2 separate regions of the Homo sapiens genome follow, and region 2 is linked to region 1. The links are chromatin contacts, found by POLR2A ChIA-PET in ENCODE. All regions are on one chromosome and are shown on one strand. The core of a region is the stretch at or near the end of the contact, and the rest is flanking DNA. Distances in the headings are between cores, read along the strand shown.

The links. ChIA-PET counts read pairs that join two places held with the same protein, here RNA polymerase II (POLR2A).
Region 2: POLR2A ChIA-PET joins it to region 1 with 12 read pairs in activated CD4-positive, alpha-beta T cell. The contact joins the promoter of NUP85 here to the enhancer-like site in region 1. POLR2A ChIA-PET finds 5 or more read pairs at or near these places in 3 of 52 experiments (activated B cell, activated CD4-positive, alpha-beta T cell and naive thymus-derived CD4-positive, alpha-beta T cell).

The regions. Positions count from the first base shown.
Region 1 is chr17:30,805,871-30,813,555 of GRCh38, forward strand. The region is part of intron 1 of CRLF3 (cytokine receptor like factor 3); the gene reads right to left. Among named protein-coding and RNA genes, the nearest start is that of CRLF3, 15 kb to the right of the region's middle. Within about 2 kb of position 3,186, at least 8 of the 41 ENCODE cell types and tissues checked have a DNase peak (open chromatin) inside an H3K27ac peak, as active enhancers do.
Region 2 is chr17:75,200,611-75,208,295 of GRCh38, forward strand. NUP85 (nucleoporin 85) reads left to right here and starts at 5,069. Exons shown (of 19, transcript NM_024844.5): 1 at 5,069-5,184. The coding sequence starts at 5,152. RefSeq lists enhancers at 3,874-4,808, 4,809-5,742, 4,901-5,080, 7,168-7,685.

The DNA of each region.
Region 1 (7,685 bases), core at 1,936-4,435:
AAATTAGCCGGGCATGGTGGCACATGCCTGTAGTCCCAGCTACTTAGGAGGCTGAGGTGGGAGGATCACCTGAGCCCAGGGGGTCGAGACTGCAGTAAGCTGTGACTGCACCACTGCACTCTAGCTTGGGTGACAGAGTGAGACCCTGTCTCTAAATAAAAATGAAAAGCCACAATACAAACAAACAAACAAACAAAAAAACTCATGGATAAAATGCCCTCATTATGCTAAAAGAAAACCAAAAATTATTTAAAAACCAAAGAGGCCTGTAGGAGGCAGAGCTGGGACAATGACTTAATCCTTTTTGAATTATAGTGCTCTTTGTCAATCTAAATGAGAGGTTTATAAAGCCTCTTCCTTTCAAAGTTATTGAAAGAGAAGAAAAAGCCTCTTCCCCAAAAAATACATAATCTATACCCTAAAAAATTATTCAATTGCAGAAGTTTACAAATTCCCTCAGAGCCAAACCATGGCTTGCCTGGAGCAGTAATTATGAAACTTCGTTTGCAGAAGAATCATGTAGGCTACTTGTTATAATTCAGACTGCAGAGTTCCATCCCAGACCTACTGAACCAGAAAATGACAGGAGGGGCTAAAGGAGTGTATGGATGGAGTTCTCATTTTTTCCAAGCACACCTGTGATTCTGTAGCCCACAATTTGAGAAACATTGCCCTAAATCTACTGATCTCAGATTAAGAACCCATATTCTAGGGGATATGACAGGAAAATCTTCATGTCAAATATATTATGAAGATAAATAGGTTGTTTATACAGACACCAGATTTTTCTTCTTTTATTTCAGAGACAGGGTCTCACTCTGTTGCACATCCTAGCTCACTGCAGCCTTGAACTCCTGGGCTCAGGTGATCCTCCTGCCTCAGTCTCCTGAGTAGCTGAGCTTATAGGTGCGGGCCACCACACTTGGCTAATTTTATTTTTCACTTTTTGTAGAGACGAGATCTTGCTATGTTGCCCAAGCTGGTCTTGAACCAGCTTCAAGCAATCCTCCCACCTTGGCCTCCCAAAATGCTGAGATTACAGGAGTGATCCACTGCACCTGGTCCAGATTTTTATTTTAAAGACTTCAGATAACAGGCCAGGCATGGTGGCTCATGCCTGTAATCCCAGCACTTTGGGAGGCCAAGGTGGGAGGATCACCACTGCAACCTGACCTGGGCGACAGAGCAAGGCCCTCTTCTCAAAAAACAATTCAGGTAACATATAATTCATTTTCTCTCGCTTAATGGGAAAATTCTAACTATAAGCCACTCCGATAAGTTAAAGCAAAAACATACTTTGCTTTCTAGATATTATTATCTTAGTTTCATATGACATATTGTTTACCACCATAACCCTTTTGTTAACTTTCTCTTATCAAGAAAGTTTAAAGTATAAGAAAAATCCACCAAGAAAGAACATATCAAAATATGAATAAAGGACAATATTTCAACAGTTAATATAGAGATTTAAAAACTTTCTATTTATTCTCTAAATTCTCTCTAAATTTAAAAAGCAGAATACAATATTGTTTCCCAGCAATGTTCACGACCATGTAAAAACAAAAAATGCCCATGCCCAAGGACTAAAACAGAAAAAGAGCAGTATCATTTACTGGGTGGGCAGACCATAGAAACAATTTTCTTTCCTTTTTTTTTTTTTTTTTTTTTTTTTTTTTTTTGACACAGAGTTTCACTCTTGTGGCCCAGACTGGAGTGCAGTGGCGCAATCTCGGCTCACTGCAACCTCTGCCTTCTGGGTTCAAGAGATTCTCCTGCCTTAGTCTCCTGAGTAGCTGAGATTACAGGCGCATGCCACCACGCCTGGCTAATTTTTGTATTTTTAGTAGAGACAAAGTTTCGCCAAGCTGGTCTTGAACTCCTGATCTCCGGTGATCCACCCACCTTAGCCTCCCAAAGTGCTGGGATAAGGCGTGAGCCACCTCATCCAGCCCTTTTCTCTCCATTTGACATTAACGCAGTTATAATAATATTTATGCAGTTAGTAAAATAATTCTTTAAATCACAAAGAGAAATCCTAAATTAATTGTTAACTAATTTCTGTATTTACCAAAGAATTTCTGTGAAATAAATCCAAGTAAAAATTTTAAAAAGAAAGAAAGGCCATAAACCCAAATTGCACTTGATTCAGCTCACCATTCAACTATGAGATCTTTGCAAACTGGGCCCTCATCTACATAGCATCTGGTAAACAAATGCTGTTGAGTGAAAACGCAGTTAATCATGTGTGTTTCAAAGAACTTTCTAAAAGAACCAAAGAGAGAATACCTTATGATTTTAACACAACCCCTGGGATACTGTTAGAAATTCAGAATCTCAGGCCCCACCCAGAACTGCTAAATCAGAACATGAATTTTTTTTCTTTCCTCCTCCTCCCCTAGAACCTATATTTTTTTTTTTTTTTTTTTTTTTTTTGGAGATGGAGTTTTGCTCTTGTTACCCAGGCTGCAGTGCAATGGAGCAATCTTGGCTCACTGCAACCTCCACCTCCCGGGTTCAAGTGATTCTCCTGTCTCAGCCTCCTGAGTAGCTGGGATTACAGGCGCATGCCACCATGCCTGGCTAATTTTTGTATTTTTAGTAGAGATGGGGTTTCATCATATTGGTCAGGCTGGTCTCGAACTCCTGACCTCAGGTGATCCTTCTGCCTCAGCCTCCCAAAGTGCTGGAATTACAGGCGTGAGCCAACGCGCCCAGCCAAACCTGTATATATATATATTTTTTTTTTGAGTCTTGCTCTGTCGCCCAGGCTGGAGTGCAGTGGCGCCAACTCGGCTCACTGCAACCTCCGCCTCCCAGGTTCAAGCAGTTCTCCTGCCTCAGCCCCCCTAGTAGCTGGGATTACAGGCATGCGCCACCAAGCCCAGCTAATTTTTTTGTATTTTTAGTAGAGACGGGGTTTCACCATTTTGGCCAGGCTGGTCGCGAACTCCTGACCTTGTGATCTGCCCGCCTCAGCCTCCCAAGGTGCTGGGATTACAGGCATGAGCCACCGCACCCGGCCAAATCTGTATTTTTAACAGGACCCTCAGTTGCTTTGTATACATATTACAGATACCAGAATAAGTGAAGACCTTGTGTCAGAACGCTGTAATACATTTCGAATGGCCAAGAGGAAATTCTGCAGTTGAGCACTGTGCCTCTGAGGTCCTGTCTTGCTCTTTAGCGGATATAGCATACACAGGAAGTGCATTGGTTAGGTAAAGTCAATTTCCTCTTCAGAAAGAATTCAAAAGCTCCTTCAGCTGTTGCAGAGCCTACGTTTTGTTTTTGTTTCAGAACCTCAGAAAAAAGGAAGTAAGTGAACACAAAACAGACAGAGGGCTAAAAAAATGAGACTCAATTTCCAAATTCACCTCCTGTACTCTCATTGTAAATTTGGTCCCTTTTGCTCATAGAATCCCAACCACTGCCATTTGAAACTTGATACCACCATGGGATCATTTTCTTTTCCTTGAAATATTTCATGATTTAAAGCCTAGTCACCTTTAATCCAATCATGTAACTAATCAAGTTCATTTGCTTGACTTTATGAAACTAATTTAAAAATGCAGCTCCACTGCTGAGTGAATTTCTTCATATTTGATGTGGTACCAATGGTTCCATGCGTTCACTGTTAACTCAATAAATCTTCACAATGCACTTTCAGAAAGTGAGGACCAAAGAAGAGAAAGAAGACAACTTACCCAAGGCTTCGCAGTGCCAGAAACAGTCTAACTCCAAAGACTATGCTCTTTCATTACACCATGCTGTTTTGTACTTACAGGACACTTTTTTTTTGAGACAGGTTCTCACTTGGTCGTCCAGGCTGGAGAGCAGTGGTACAATCACAACTCACTGCGGCCTCGAACTCCTGGGCTCAGGTGATTCTCCCACCTTAGCCTCCCAGGTAGCTGGGACCACAGGCATGTGTCACTACACCCAGCTATATTTTGTATTTTTTGTCGAGACGGATTTTCATCATGTGGCCCAGGCTGGTCTCGAACTCCTGGACTCAAGCAATCCTCCTGCCTCGGCCTCTCAAAGTGCTGAGATTACAAGTGTGAGCCACCGCGCTCGGCCATAGAACACTATTTTAAAAGAGCTCCCAGATAAATCTGTAAATTATGTATTGGCTAAAGACACTTCTTGGTATAACACGTAGTATTTCCTGTCCCTGTGTAAAGAATTGTGTGGTGGACAACCAATCAGCTTCAAATGCTACCTAGTCATTCAAGGCAAAAACAACTGTGGTGATTTGTAACAAAATAGATTTAAGAATACAAATGACAGACAAGATTTCAAACAGGAAACTGTAATATACATTGTTTATGTTGATCAATAATATTTTGAAATAATCTGCCACTAAAACCTTTAATGTAACAGACCATTAAAACTTACAAAGTTTTGGCCTGAGCACATTGGCTCATGCCTGTAATCCCAGCACTTTGGGAGGCCCAGGCAGGTGGATCACAAGATCAGGTGGTCAGGAGTTCGAGACCAGCCTGGCCAACATGGTGAAACCCCGTCTCTACTAAAAATGCAAAAATTACCCAAGCGTAGTGGTGCACGCCTGTAGTCCCAGCTACTGGGCTGAGGCAGGAGAATCACTTGAACCCGGGAAGCGGAGGTTGCAGTGAGCTAAGATAGTGCCATCGCACTCCAGCCTGGGCAATAGAGCAAGACTCCACCTCAAAAAAAAATAATAAATAAATAATAAAAAACAAAACTTACAAAGTTTCCACTACAGCTGAATATAACCCCAAAGCAACTGTTTTAAAATTTTAACATGATTAAGAGCTCACAAAATGCCAAAAATTCATCAAGTTTGTATTTCAATACTAAGCCACCCAAAAGCTTAGGGAGTATTTCCTTCACAACCCTCCAAAACAACAGTGACTGATATATTTTCCTCCAGAGTTTAGTTACTAAAAAGACATATGTAGAGGCCAGGTGCGGTGGCTCATGCCTATAATCCCGGCACTTTTGAAGGACGGATCACTTGTGTCCAGGAGTTCAAGACCAGCCTGGGCAACATGGCAAAACTCTGTCTCTAGTAAAAAATACAAAAAATCAGCTGTGTGTGGTGGCATGGCTTGTAGTCCCAGCTGCTTGGGAGGCTAAAGTGACAGGAACACTTGAGCCTGAGAGGTTGAGGCTTCAGTGGGTGGTTTTTGCACCACTGCCCTCCAGCCTGGGTGACAAAGTGAGACCCTGCCTCAAAAATAACCAAACAAACAAAAAAGAAAACCACATATATAAAACACAAAACTATTTGCTAACAAGAACATACTGATTAAAAACTGGCCAGGTACAGTGGCTTACGCCTGTAATCCTAGGATTTTGGGAGGCTGAGGCAGGTGGATTGCCTGAGCTCAGGAGTTTGAGACCAGCCTGGGCAACATGGTGAAACCCTGTCGCTGCTAAAAACACAAAAATTAGCTGGGTTTGGTGGTGCCTGCCCGTAATCCCAGCTACTCGGAGGCTGAGGCAGGAGAATCATTTGAGCTCAGGAGGTGGAGGTTGCAGTGAGCCGAGATCACGCCACTGTACTCCAGCCCAGGTGAGAGAGCAATACTCTGTCTCGAACAAACAAACAAACAAAAAACACCACAAAAAAAAACAGAAAAACATATTTATCAAAAATAAAAGACAGCCGGGTACAGCGGCTCATGCCTGTAATCCCAGCACTTTGGGAGGCTGAGGCAGTTGAATCACGGAGTCAGGAGTTCAAGACCAGCCTGGCCAACATGGTGAAACCCCGTCTCTACTAAAAATACAAAAAAATTAGCTGGTCATGGTGGCGGGCACCTGTAATCCCAGCTACTCAGGAGGCTGAGGCAGGAAAATTGCTTGAACCTGGGAGGTGGAGGTTGCAGTGAGCCGAGGCCGTGCCACTGCACTCCAGCCCAGGGGACAGCACGAGACTCTGTCTCAAAAAAAAAAAAAAAAAAAAAAAAAGGCCAGGTGCGGTGGCTCACGCCTGTAACCCTTGCACTTTGGGAGGCCGAGGCGGGCGGGTCATGAGGTCAGGAGATCGAGACCATCCTGGCTAACATGGTGAAACCCCGTCTCTACTAAAAATACAAAAAATTAGTTGGGCTTGGTGGCGGGCACTTGTAGTCCCAGCTACTCGGGAGGCTGAGGCAGGAGAATGGCGTGAGCGGGGGAGGCGGAGCTTGCAGCAAGCTGAGATTGCGCCAGTGCACTCCAGCCTGGGCGACAGAGCGAGACTCCGTCTAAAAAAAAAATAAAAATAAAAATAAAAATAAAGACAAAGATAAAAAATAGTCAACTGAAATTGAAAACGCTAATCAACATATTTTTTCTCAGTTTCTGTGAAATGTATATTACATTAGCTATTTGTCTTTGTACTGACACCAAGACATCAGTCATTAGTAATAATGGAAACAGCAACAATACAGCAGCAGCTATTATCTACTGAGTACCTGTATGCCAGGTAAATCTGTACCTATGGTCTCATTTAAACTCTACCATAACCCTGTGAAGAGAACCTGTGTAGATGAGTAACATGGGAGTCAGAGAGATGAAACTGGCCATATCACAAAGTTAGTGAAGTGGCAGAGATTTTGAATTCAGTCTGACTCAAGAATGGACTTGTAAGCACTGCTATGTTTCTCCTTGTTTCTCTTACACTTAAGACTTTTTTAGAAAAAAAAGTGCTTAATTGAGAACTTTCAAACAGAAAACGTATATTATATGATTTGGTAATCTGTTACAGTAGTGGCCCCCAATGAACCAGGAATTCACATTTCCAACTACTCGTGGCCTTGTGTGGTCCTCTCCCCTAGAATCTGGGCTGGGCCTGTGACTAGCAATGCAGTCACACGTGCACAGCAATAGAGTGAAACTGATCCTGTGCCAGTTCCAGGCCTCATCCTTCAGAAGACCTGTCAACATCTGCTTTTTGGAGGCCACCATGAAAGAAGTATGTCTATCTTTCTGGAGAGGACAAGGGGAAAGAGACAGGAAGGTGAAAAGGCAGGAAGGGAGGAAGACAGGGAGAGAGACTGGCACCAAAGCCCAGGTATGCCAGTGTTCCAACTGAGACTAGCTAATACTAAGTCTCCAAATATAAATGAATGTTCTCTGTCAGACATTCCAGCCACAACTGCAACCACAAGAGTGTTGCCAAGCAAAACCAGGAGAACTACCTATCTGAGCCCCAGTCAACTTCCAGAATTGTAAGCAAATAAAATGGTTGCTTTTTAAGTCATTAAGCTTTGGCACAGTTTTATTACGTAGCAGTAAACAAATCATATAAAAAAATACACGCTTAATTCTTGATTATCTATACTAATAGAGTGCACATCATCAAGACCAAGACAATCGAAAAAAGAATGTCTGCCAAATTACACCCACAACATTCATAAAGGCATTCATTCAACATTTATTGAGGCCTAGTATGTGTCAGAAATTAGGGTTATAAAGATGAATAAAGCATGGTCTTCACCTCAAAAACTCTCATTCTGGTAAGGGGGATGGCAAGCAAAAGTAACTATAATGAAATGAATTATGTTCTTACATATCTGGGGCAGCCACAAACTGCCATCAGAGCATAAAAGAGCATTATGATGGGAAAGAGAGTAGGAGACATTTAAAGAATAAGTTGTCAGTTGGAGGAGCAGGGGATGTCACCTTGAATAACAATAATATTTAGTATTATT
Region 2 (7,685 bases), core at 3,819-6,318, about 44 Mb after region 1:
CACTGAAATGAGGCCCAATGACTTGAAGCTGTTTGTTTCATAAAATGAACAGAAACAATATGAATAAAGCTATATTTTGCAGATTTGTGTGAATATAGATATTATCTGTACTCTTCTATCTTCTCTCAATAATTGATTACATACACTCTATCCAGGAGTATGAGGCTGCAGTGAACTATGATTGAGCCACTGAACTCCATCCTGGGCAGCAGAGCAAGTCTCTGTCTCTAAATAGGCCAGGCAAGGTGGTTCTTGACTGTAACCCTAGCACTTTGGGAGGCCAAGGTTGGAGAATCGATTGAGGGCAGGAGTTAGAGATCACCCTGGGCAACATAATGAGATCTTGTCTCTACAGCATTTTTTGTTGTTGTTGTTGTTTGTTTGTTTGTTTTTTGAGACAGAGTCTCCCTCTGTCGCCTAAGCTGGAGTGCAGTGGCATGACCTCGGCTTATTGCAACCTCCACCTCTCAGGTTCAAGTGATTCTCTTGCCTCAGCCTCCTGAGTAGCTGGGACTATAGGTGTGCGCCACCACGCCTGGCTAATTTTTGTAGTTTTCATAGAGACTGGGTTTCTCCACGTTGGTCAGGCTGGTCTTGAACTCCCGATCTCAGGTGATCTGTCCGCCTCAGCCTCCCAAAGTGCTGGGATTACAGGTGTGAGCCACCGTGCCTGGCATTTTTTTTTTTTTTTGAAATGGAGTCGTGCTCTGCCGCCCAGGCTGGAGTGCAGTGGCATGATCTCAGCTCACTGCAACCTTTGCCTCCCGGGTTCAAGCGATTCTCCTGCCTCAGCCTCCTGAGTAGCTGGGACTACAGGCATGGGTCACCATGCCTGGCTATTTTTTGTATTTTTAGTAGAGACAGGGTTTCACCATATTGGTCACGCTGGTCTTGAACTCCTTACCTCAGGTGATCTGCCAGCCTTGGCTTCCCAAAGTGCTGGGATTACAAGCATGAGCCACCGTGCCCAGCCCCAAATAACCTTTTAATAAGAATTCTGCATAAAAATTATTTGTGAGGCACTTCTTTTATTCATTTAAATCTCCTTTTTGGTGCTTATATAAAACACATCTCTCTTGATTATTTCTTGGAAGTGTAATTATGAGGACAAAAAGATGAACATTTTCAAACTTTTTGAAATAATTTTTCATGTCCTGTCAGTCTTCATAGTTATTTTAAACAGGTGAGTAAAGTAACATCTCACTGATATAATTTATTTAGCTAACTTCTACGGTTGAACATATATACCAGCAGCTCTTAACAGAGGTGATTTTGCCCCCTAGAGGACACTGGGAATATATGCAGATATTTTCAGTTTTCACAATTGTGGGATGTTATTGGCATCTAGTGGGTAAAGGTCAGAAGTTGGAGTTCTTGTTCTTGGTGGGGTGTTGTTTTGTTTTGTTTTGTTTTGTTTTTTTGAGTTGGAGTTTTGCTCTTGTTGCCCAGGCTGGAGTGCAATGACGTGATCTCATCTCACCACAACCTCTGCCTCCTGGGTTCAAGCGATTCTCTTGCCTCAGTCTCCCTAGTAGCTGGGATTACAGGCGGATGCCATGAAGCCCAGCTGATTTTTGTATTTTTAGTAGAGACTGTGTTTCACCATGTTGGTCCAGGCTGGTTTCGAACTCCTGACCTCAGGTGATCTGCCCACCTCAGCCTCCCAAACTACTGGGATTACAGGTGTGAGCCACCGCACCCAGCCTGTTTTTTTGTTTTTGTTTTTTTTTTTTCTTTCTGAGACGGAGTCTCCCTCTGTCACCCAGGCTGGAATGCAATGGCATGGTTTTGGCTCACTGCAACCTCCGCCTCCCGGGTTCAAGTGATTCTCCTGCCTCAGCCTCCGGAGTAGCTGGGATTACGGGTGCCTGCCACCATGCCTAATTTTTGTAGTTTTAGTAGAGACGGGGTTTCACCATATTGGCCAGGCTGGTCTCGAACTGCTGACCTCGTGATCCGCCCACCTCGGCCTCCCAAAGTGCTGGGATAACAGGCGTGAGCCACTGCGCCTGGCCATATTGTTGCTTTTGAAACAGGGTCTTGCTGGAGTATAGTGCTATAACAATCGTAGTTCACTGCAGCCTTGACTTGAACTCCTGGGCTCAAGAAATCCTCTGGCCTCAGTCTCCTTCCTCTTGCTGTAGCTAGGGCTACAGGTATGTGCCACTAGTTCCAGCTAGAGTTTTTTTTTTTTTTTTTTTTTTTTTTTTTTTTTTTTTTTTTGAGAGGGAGTCTTACACTGTCGTCCGGGCTGGAGTGCAGTGGTATGATCTTGGCTCACTGCAACCTCCGCCTCCAGGGTTCAAACGATTCTCCTGCCTCAGCCTCAGTAGCTGGGACTACAGGCGCACAACCGCCATGACCAAATAATTTTTTGTATTTTAGTGGAGACGGGGTTTCATCTTGTTGCCCAGGCTGGTCTTGAACTCCTGAGCTCAGGTAATCCGCCCGCCTCGGCCTCCCGAAGTGTTGGGATTATAGGCGTGAGCCACCGCGCCCGGCCTTTTTTTATTTTTTATTTTTTGAGACAGCATCTTGCTCTTGCCCTGTTGCCCAGGCTGAGGCCAGAGATTTTGTTAAATAATGTACACTGTGCCCGGTTCAGGAGCATTAGTTTTATTAGGCTGCATGAAATGTATCCACTTAAGACTTTACCAGGCTGGGTGCGGTGGCTCATGCCTGTAACCCTAGCACTTTGGGAGTCTGAGGCGGGTGGATCACCTGAGGTCAGGCGTTCGAGTCCAGCCTGACCAATATGGCGAAACCCCGTCTCTACTAAAAAATAAAAAATTAGCCCGGCGTAGTGGCGTGTGCCTGTAGTCCCAGCTGCTCGGGAGGCTTAGGCAGCAGAATCGCTTGAACCCGGGAGACGGAGGTTGCAGTAAGCCGAGATCGTGCCACTCCACTCCAGCCTGGCGACAGAGCAAGACTCTGTCTCAAAAAGACAAAAAAAAAAAAAAAAAAAAAAAGACAAAGAAAAAAAAAAGAGAGAGAGAGCTTGTTAGATCTTAGTGCTATATTTCCTTGATTATTTTTATTTTAAGGCTGACAAAATGCCATTTAAGATAATAAAAGTAGTTAAATTGCCTGACCAAGAGCTAGATAACATTGAGGAAAAAGTATTGGCAATATTCTTTGGTCTAATACTGCTATATACCAACCATTTTACCCAATCATTCAAATAGGCTTAGTAATACAAGGGCGAAAAAGGAAAACTACAGCTAATAGTGCTATCCTTGTTCTTTTTTTTTTTTGAGACGGAGTCTCGCTCTGTCGCCCAGGCTGGAGTGCAGCGGTGCAATCTCGGTTCACTGCAAGCTCCGCCTCCCCGGTTCACGCCATTCTCCTGTCTCAGCCTCCCGAGGAGCTGGGACTACAGGCACCCGCCACCACGCCCGGCTGATTTTTTTTTTTTTTTTTTTTTTTTTTTGTATTTTTAGTAGAGATGGGGTTTCACCGTGTTAGCCAGGATGGTCTCTCTCTCCTGACCTGGTGATCCACCCGCCTCGGCCTCCCAAAGCGCTGAGATTACAGGCGTGAGCCACCGCGCCCGGCCTATCCTTGTTCTATATACTGATTACGCATACTATATATGGACCTTTTCCTTCCTCAACCTTTCTATAGATTTCTAAGAATAAGGTTTTGATGAAGTAGTTTATGTATCCTTCTTTTTCAGTTAATCCTAATGGAAAACGGTTGGAAAAATGAAACAATTATCTTACAACTTATTTTTCTCTTTCCTCTCCTCCCCTCTCTCTAAAAGAGTGTGGCTCCTTCCCCTCTCTTTTCCCCTTCCTCTCTCTAGAGTGGTTAACTCTCAAACTGTATTTAACTCTGGAAAAGTTTTCAATTACACAGGCGATAACTCCAACTTGAGGTATAACGGAAACTTATTAAGAGAAAAAGAGCAAAATAATTTTTTTTTGAGACTCAGCAAAATAATTTTTTTTTTTTTGAGACGGAGTCTCCGTCTGTCGCCCAGGATGGAGTGCAGTGGCGCGATCTTGGCTCACTGCAACCTCCGCCTCCCGGGTTGGAACAATTCTCCTGCCTCAGCCTTACGAGTAGCTGGGATTACAGGTGTCCGCCACCACTCCCGGCTAATTTTTGTATTTTCAGTAGAGACGGGGTTTCGCCATGTTGTCCAGGCTGGTCTTGAACTCCTGACCTCAGGTGATCCAACCACCTCGGCGTCCCGGAGTGCTGGGATTACAGGCGCGCGCTACCAAGCACAGCTAATTTTTTTTTTTTTTTTTGAGACGGAGTCTCGCTCTGTCTCCCAGGCTGGAGTGCAGTGGTGCGATCTTGGCTCAATGCAACCTCCACCTCCCGGGTTGGAACAATTCTCTTGCCTCAGCCTTCCGAGTAGCTGGAATTACAGGTGTCCGCCACCACGCCCGTCTAATTTTTTATATTTTTAGTAGAGACGAGGTTTCATCATATTGGCCAGACTGGTCTTGAACTCCTGAACTCCAGTGATCCACCCACCTTGGGCTGCCAAAGTGTTGGGATTAGAGGCTTGAGCCACAGCGCCGGGCCTTCAGGGGTATCGATTTTGTTCCCGTGCCTCTTGTGTGTGTTCTAGTGTGGAAGTGGAGGCGATTGCTTTCCAGCACAAGCCCGTTTGACTGTCGGGGTTTGGACAAGTGGCTGCGACGACACTAAGGTGGAGACCGGGATGTAGCGAGGACTCCCAGAGTTGGGAGACGTTGTACGCTTACTGGGACCTAAATCCCGCACGAGTTCCCACCCAAGTGCCGCCGCCCCAGCCTACGCACGCGCATTCGCACCGTCTCCAGCCCCGGGGTCCTCCTGCCCCTCCCGCCGTCTCCGGGGGCCTTTTCTCCGCTCGGCACCAGGGTGTCCCCGGCGCCGCCTGATCCTGTTAGCGCGGTACTCTGAGTGCAGTCAGTCCTCGGCGCTGTTTTCCCTGATTTGCTGTCGACGCCAGGAAGGAAGGACGCGTGCAGAGGACCGCAGAGGGGTGGCCGTGGCTGAGAGGAGACAGCGCCGCAGCACTGAGGGTTTGGGCTTGCAGGCGCTGCAGGAGACGCCCAGGCGGAGTCTTGTCTCGCAGCCAGCTCTGAGCGGGAGGCCTGAGCGGGAAGCATTGGCGTCCGAGCGACTTCTAGGAGCCTGGGGTTCGGCGCTATGGAGGAGCTCGATGGCGAGCCAACAGTCACTGTAAGGGTACCCCGAACAGGCTTGCTCGTCCTTGCGGGTTGAGAACTGCGTCTGCTTAGTTACTTCAGGCTTGTCTGCTTCCCTAGTGGTCGCGAGGCGCTCGTCCCCTTCCCTCGACTCAGTTGCCACTTTTCCGGAGGTCGCAGTGTTAACGAGGTGCCCGCCCTAGGGTCGCAGTGGTCGCGGGGTTTCTGCCACCAGTCACAAACCCCGGCCTCGAAGGTCCCACTCCGTCCCTTTCCTTCCTTTGTGTTCCTGGCCTTTTTACTTCCCTTGCTTTTCCTCTTGGGCATTAGAGTGGGTTCAGCCCAAGCAGAGGAATTTATATTTTTATTCCAGCCGTATTAAGCTCTGCATCGCGGCACATTGAGCTTCTGCCTGTGTGGCCTAAGGTTTATTCAACGTATTATCTCAGGAGACTATTCCTGTTTTATCGCTGTGCATTCAATTCCATTTGAACTTTGAAGACAGTATGTCAACTGTGGATGATCTGTGATGTGTATAAAAAAAATTCACGCGCTTTATGTACGAGATACCTACCGTTTCTGCTAGTTGGATTGCTCTTGTTTTCCCTCTTGTTAACCAGAAGTGACTGAGGCAGGTCTCAACCGATAAAGGTTTAATTAGCTAAGGTTGAGGATCCAACCGGGAAAAAGCACAGGTCACAGGAGGATCTGAGACCTGTGCTTTTTCCAAAGATGGTTTTGGGAACATCACTAGTTAAAGAGGAAGGAGCTAGCAGGAGGGGCAAAAAAGGGAGGTTAGGCAGTGAGGAGGCAAATGATTACATTCTTGTGAGTCGGTGATTAGCCTCAGTAAATCTGCATTTTACCTGTGAAAAGAGGGAGCAGAGGAAAATTTTATGTATGCATTCATCTCAGGGTAGGTAGAGGGATTATGGTTATTATTACTGTTATTTTTTAGACGGAGTCTCGCTCTGTCTCCCAGGCTGGAGTGCAGTGGCGCGGTCTCGGCTCACTGTAACCTCCGCCTCCCGGGTTCACACCATTCTCCTGCCTCAGCCTCCTGAGTAGCTGGGACTACAGGTGCCCGCCACCACGCCCGGCTAATTTTTTGTACTTTTTTGTATTTTTAGTAGAGACGGGGTTTCACCGTGTTGGCCAGGATGGTCTCAATCTCCTGACCTCGTGATCCGCCCACCTCGGCCTCCCAAAGTGCTGGGATTACAGGCGTGAGCCACCGCACCCGGCCGATTTCTGGTCTTTTACTTGTGAAGATAAGCTGGTAGTTGACATTGTCAGAATCAACAGATCTTGATTTTAGGACTAGTTTATAGGGGCGATGTGTATCCTGAAAATTTTAGAGGCTCACAAGGAATTTCCTTGTGAGCAATTTGTGAGGGAAGCTCTCTGGGGAGATATGTGGCCTTCTTTTTTTTTTCTCTTGAGGCGGAGTTTCCCTCTTGTCGCCCAGGCTAGAGTGCAGTGGTGCGGTCTCGGCTCTCTGCAACCTCCGCCTCCCAGGTTCAAGCAATTCTCCTGCCTCAGCCTCCTGAGTAGCTGGGATTGCAGGCATGTGCCACCATGCCCGGCTAATTTTGTATTTTTTTAGTAGAGACGAGGTTTCTCCATGTTGGTCAGGCTGGTCTGGAACTCCTGACCTCAGGTGATCTGCCGGCCTCAGTCTCCCAAAGTGCTGGGATTACAAGTGTGAGCCACTGCGCCTGGCCTCATTCTTTTTTTGAGACGGATTCTCACTCTGTCACCCAGAGTGGAGTGCAGTGGCGTGATCTCAGCTCACTGCAACCTCTGGCTCCTGGGTTCAAGCGATTCTTCTGCCTCAGTCTCCTGAGTAGCTGAGATTACAGGTGCGTGCCACCACACCCAGCTAATTTTTGTATTTTTGGTAGAGATGGGGTTTCACCATCTTGGTCAGGCTGGTCTCCAAAGCCTGACCTCGTGATCAGCCTGCCTCGGCCTCCCAAAGTGCTGGGATTACAGGCATGAGCCACCGCGCTTGGCTAGGAGTTCGAGATCAACCTGGCCAACATGGTGAAACCCCATCTCTACTAAAAAAATACAAAAATTAGCCTGGTTTGGTGGCGCGTGCCTGTAATCCCACCTACTCAAGAAGCTGAGGCAGGAGAATCACTTGAACCCAGCAGGCAGAGGTTGCAGTGAGTCGAGATTGCGTCACTGCAGTCCAGCCTGGGCAACAAGAGTTCGAACTCCTGACCTCAGATGATCTGCCCGCCTTAGCCTCCCAAAGTGCTGGCAGGAGCCACCCCGCTGCCGGCCCAAAATGAATTTTTCTTACCAGTGTTATAAGGAAATGTTATTGAAGGATACAGTGTTATTAGAGGACCAGCTGTGCTCTTCACTTAAAGTGTTTTTCAGCAGGGCGGGCACGGTGGCTCGCGCCTGTAGTCCTAGCACTTTGGGAGGCTGAGGCGGACGGATCACCTGAACTCAGGAGTTTGTGACCAGCCTGGGCAATATGGTGAAACTCTATCTCTACTAAAAATGAAAAAAAAAAAAAAA